Linked DNA regions of Homo sapiens: region 1 is linked to region 2. A link is an interaction called in ENCODE POLR2A ChIA-PET data of the cell type or tissue named here. Cell type or tissue: GM12878. All regions are shown on one strand.

What was found. ChIA-PET counts read pairs that join two places held together with the same protein. Peaks named below come from ENCODE experiments on the same cell type or tissue, not always from the same donor. Only the 100,000 strongest peaks of a DNase experiment are listed, where the experiment ranks them.
Region 1: POLR2A ChIA-PET joins it to region 2 with 6 read pairs; 3 of 35 experiments call an interaction of 5 or more read pairs at or near these places.

The regions. Positions count from the first base shown.
Region 1 is chr7:127,929,471-127,931,970 of GRCh38, reverse strand. The region is part of intron 15 of SND1 (staphylococcal nuclease and tudor domain containing 1); the gene reads right to left. Among named protein-coding and RNA genes, the nearest start is that of SND1-IT1, 67 kb to the left of the region's middle. RefSeq lists an enhancer at 1,660-1,749. In GM12878, no CTCF peak of the experiment used is centred here; a DNase peak (open chromatin) is centred at 1,410; H3K4me3 peaks cover 435 bases; H3K27ac peaks cover 1,163 bases.
Region 2 is chr7:127,815,449-127,817,948 of GRCh38, reverse strand. The region is part of intron 11 of SND1 (staphylococcal nuclease and tudor domain containing 1); the gene reads right to left. Among named protein-coding and RNA genes, the nearest start is that of SND1, 160 kb to the right of the region's middle. In GM12878, no CTCF peak of the experiment used is centred here; no DNase peak of the experiment used is centred here.

The DNA of each region.
Region 1 (2,500 bases), 110 kb before region 2:
CAGAGCTCTTGGGTGACCAGCTAGCTGCAGAACTGTGAATGAGCAGTAATATTTTGCAAAAAAATCTTTTTTTTTCTGAGCAGTAGGTCTCAACAAAGGGCTTAAAATATTCCATAAACCAGGCTGTCACCAGATGTGCCGTCATACAGGCTTTGCTGTTCCTTTTACAGAGCACAGGCAGAGTAGATTTAGCATCATTCTTAAGAGCCTTAGGTTTTTTGGAATGGTCAATGAGCAATGGCTTTAACTTAAAGTCACCAGCTGCATAAGGTCTTAACAACAGAGTCAACCTGTCTTTTGAAACTCAGAAGGCAGGCACTGACTTCTCTCTAGCTACCAAAATCCTGGAATGGCATCTTCTTCCAGTAGAAGGCTGTTTCATCTACACTGAAAATCTGGTGTTTGGTGTAGCCACCTTCACCAGTGATCTTAGCTGGATCTTCTGAATAACTTGTTGCAGCTTCTACATCAGCACTTGCTGCTTCACCCTGTACTTTTATGTTATGAAGATGGCTTCTCTCCTTAAACCTCATGAACCAACCTCTAACAGCTTCAAATTTTTCTTCTGCAGCTTCTTTACCTCTCAGTGTTCACAGAATTGAGGAGAGTCAAATCCAGAGGTCTTTCTCTGGATTAGACTTTGGCTTAAGGAAATATTGTGACTGGTTTGATCTTCTATCCAGACCACTAAAATTTTTCCATATAAGCAATAAGGCTGCTTCAATTTCTTTTCTATTTTGAGACAGGGTCTCATTATGTTGCCCAGGCTGATCTGCAACTCCTGGGCTCAGCCTGCTGAGTAGCTGGGAGTACAGGCATGCACCACTGCACCAAGCTTTGTTTGGTTTTCTTATCATTCAATGGGTGGAGCAGTCAGAACACATACAACATTTATCAATTAAGTTTACCATCTTATATGACTGTGGTTCATGGCGACCCGAAACAATTGAAATAATAACATCAAACATCACTGGTCACAGATCACCATAACAGATATAATAATAATAAAGTTTGAAATGTGAAAATTACCAAATGTGATAGACACATGCTGCTGGAGAAATGGCACTGACATACTTGCTTAACACAGGTTGTCACAATCCTCCTATCTATAAAAAAAATGCAATATCTGAAGCACAATAAAAAGAAGTGCAATAAACCTGGATATGCCTGTGCCTCCAACTCTCTAGCAAAAGTTCACTACCAAGAAACTTCATGGGTATAGAAACCTTGGTAAAAAGGTACAAATGGCTGCATAAAAGGACTCTCTCACACAACTGCCACACTGCCTTTCAGTTTACCATAACTCACATTAGCAAAAATAAAACCACAGCCCTCCAATAAGGTATGAATTTTTTTGCATCTCTTCTTTTGCGTAGCTGCCCTGAGCTTGGTGTCACACTTCAATGAGTCCCTTCAGAAGGCCTGCAGAGCTGTGCAGTGATCAAGTTCATAAGAGTATGTACAAGAGCCACAATGAGAAGTGACAGCCAAGCAGCAGCAGTGAGCTCCATGGTCATGTGTTCAGGGAGTGATTTATCTCTCATAACTCAATCCATTTAGTTGGGGCCTGAGGGAGACCCTTATCCAGACAAGAAACTACCTGTGCCTTCTAGGAAAAGGAGGCCAAGGCGATCTGGCAGGAGGCAGCAAGCATGACTCCCGTTTCTCTTTCCCCATAGCAAATTCTATTCAGTAATTCAATGTAAGAAGTGCTGAGACAACAGGACACTAGCAAAAAAGGCAAGGTGGGGACCATGTGCATCTGGGGACCACGGCGGGATATGTCTTTTGCAAGTGAATGAATATTTGTGTGTGCAAGGGTGGCTGGGCGGGGTGGGGGTGGTGGTGGAAGTAAAATGACAGCTTTCCCTCAAAGACTGCAGTCTCTGTGAAGTACCAACTGGAAATAAATAACTATTATTTGCCAGCAGCAAAGAAATGAAGCAGTTTGTTCCTTGAATGCATAAATGTAAATTGCTCAAAGAGCACAGTTTATACATAGCCTTCTGGCTTGTGAAATATTAAGCTACCAGAAAAGATAGGGTAAGACACACATTAAGTCAGCAAAGAAAGGAGCATCTTTGCCTTAGCACGTCAACCTTAGCACAACAAGAAATACTATCGATGTGGGAAGAGCGTGTGAAAGCAACGTCATGGCTGGGGTTTCATAAAGGACTGGGATCTTAATGGCATTTGAAAAGAATGAAAGGGAGACAAAGGGCACTGCTTGGGGAGCTACAGGGGAAGAGTGTCTTGGCTCCTCTGAGGCCTCCCCACAACTAACATAGCATGGGCAGTCTGTTTCAAGTGGGTAATGAAGGCCAACTCTGAGAATTCCATGGCTGGTATTTTCCTAGTCTGGAACTTCCTTTGCTCTAGCTCTATAAGGGCTGCGTGCTTGCAAGTTGCTCTACTCCTACATCCTGTGCTTGGTAGAAATGAGGAGCAGAAAGGGGGTGCAGTGCTGGGTCTGCAGGCACAGGAGGATCCAATCTAGAAA
Region 2 (2,500 bases):
TTGTCAATGTCAAGCACAGTCTTAGGAACTGTGAGCTGATGAAAAGACAAGAGAGGCTCTTTGCCCTATAGGGGTGGGGAGGAAGGTCAGACCTGGGAACTACTACAACAGAAAGGGTCACAAAAATATTATCGGAGGACAAAGAACACCAGACTTTACATGGGGAACCAGGAATACAGAACAGAGGTAAGATTCCTGACCAAAAAAAAAAAAAAAAAAAAAAAAAAGTATGAAGGAAAGAAGTTGTGAAATGGCTTGGCATGTCCATGGAATGGTGAGAAGTTCTTTGTGACATATTATGTGGACAGCAATGCCAGAAGTCAGACTGGAAATGGAAGCAAGATGCTCACTTGAAGTTACAATATTTTATATACAGCTGCCTTTCCTTTGCTTTTTATTATATAATCATTTAAGGAATCAGATTTTTTTTCTGCAGGCAAATGGGTATCAGCAGAGTTGGTGACGTGGTCAGGTCTACGCATTTTGAAAGCAATTGTGATAGTAATCTGCAAGATGGCATAGACAGAAGAAACAGGGCAAGTCTATAAGCAGAGAAAGAAGTTAGGAGGGGAAATATTCCTATTCCTAAGAGTCAGGGTTATGACTGGAAGCTGAGACCATTAAATACATAAGGTCACCCAGCAGGTGAGACCTCTCCTATCTGTGAAAGATAACCACAATCAGTACACTTCGCATTAATATTTATCAAATACCATCAAGTGATACATTTCTGTTGTCTTACCAGTTATTCAAATCTGTTCTTATTCAACTTCTTATACAACAGATGTCATCTCACTCCAGTTAGACTGCAAGCAACTTGCAACAGAGATGATATTTTATTCATCCTTACTGCACCTCTACAAAGGTACCCAACAACTATGTGTGTTTTCTAAAATATTAGTACTATAAAAATAGGCTCTATCCCCAATGCCTTGGCACAGAGTAGCTGTCCAAAAAATATCTGCTGAATGAATAACAAAAATGAACTAGCTAGGTGGAGTGGCTCATACCTGTAATTCTAGCACTTTGGGAGGCCAAAGCAGACAGATCACCTGAGATTGGGAGTTCGAGACCCCTAGCCAACATGGTGAAACCCTATCCCTACTAAAAATACAACAATTAGCTGGGCTTGGTGGTACATGCCTGTAGTCCAGCTACTCAGAAGACTGGGGCATGAGAACTGCTTGAACCCAGGAGGCAGACGTTGCAGTGAGCCAAGATCGCATCACTGCACTCCAGCCTGGGTGACAGAGCGAGACACTGTTACAAAAAAAAAAAAAAAAAAAGAGTTTGAGAAATGAATTGGTGTTACTAGGTTACTTGTTAACGTATTAAGGCCTTCTTAACATAGCAAGTGTTTACACATGACCAAAGCTTCAGGGACTGAGTTCTAAAGAAAATAAGCACACCAACTATTGAGCAAATACCTTTCAGAGGACTTGCTCTTCAGCCCAGCCCACTTGTTGAAGCCAGAAGAGGTGAGAAGGCAAAGCTGCAGAAAAAATATCTTATCCAAAAAGGCCAGGTTAAGGAGAACACCTGGGATTCCTATAGTTACTGAAGAAAATTCCTGCACAGTGCCACATAATGCTCTATGTAAAAGAGATAGTGTTCCAGTAGACAGTCTTGTGCTAATTATTCTTAATGTTCTATTCATCAACCTTGAATGGGATGAGCACGGCTCACCAAGAGCTCCTGCCAGGAATGATTTCTCCCAGGGTGTGTCATATTTCAAAATGCTGCTAATTACTAAGTAGAAGTGATGGAGGCCCTGTGACTGGGATGGCCATGAGACAGGGCAGCCTTCTTAAGTGGACATCAGTGTTCATGCTTCAAGGAAAGAAAACAGGACACTGGTTTGGAGGTAAGCCTATGGACAACACTGGAAATGTGCTTGGGTGTATCAATTCCTCCACACCAACTGTCAGCTGGTCTGCAGGAGGGAAGGCATTACCACCCAGGAGGAGTATTCACAGAAAGAATAAACACAAATAAAGGAAGTAAGACAAAACAGGCATGAAATCGGAGATGAAAGAATGCTGACATTATCAAACCCTATCTCACAGATTACTTGGTAAAGAAACTAACTACTGAAGTAGAAACCCAGAAACAAGAGGTTCGGCCAAGAGTCAAGTGGCCAGATACAAGCTAAATTGCTTTCCTAGGGCTGCCATAACAAAGTACCGCAAATTACCCCCTCAAAATTCCAAAAGCTCCAAGTTGAAAATCAAGGTGTAGGCAGGATCATTATACCTCTAAAGGCCCCAGGGAGGTATCCTTCCTTGCCTCTTCCTAGCTGGTGCATCCTGGCAATTGTTGGCATTTCCTGGCTTGTAGCTAAAACCACTCCAATTTCTACCTCCACTGTCACATGGTCTCTTTCTCTCTGTGCCCAATACTCCTCCTCGTCCTCCTCCTCCTTCTCTTCTTCTCCCCTCCTCCTCCTCCTTCTTCTTCTAGAGTTGGGGTCTCACTCTGTTGCACAGACTAGAGTCCAGTG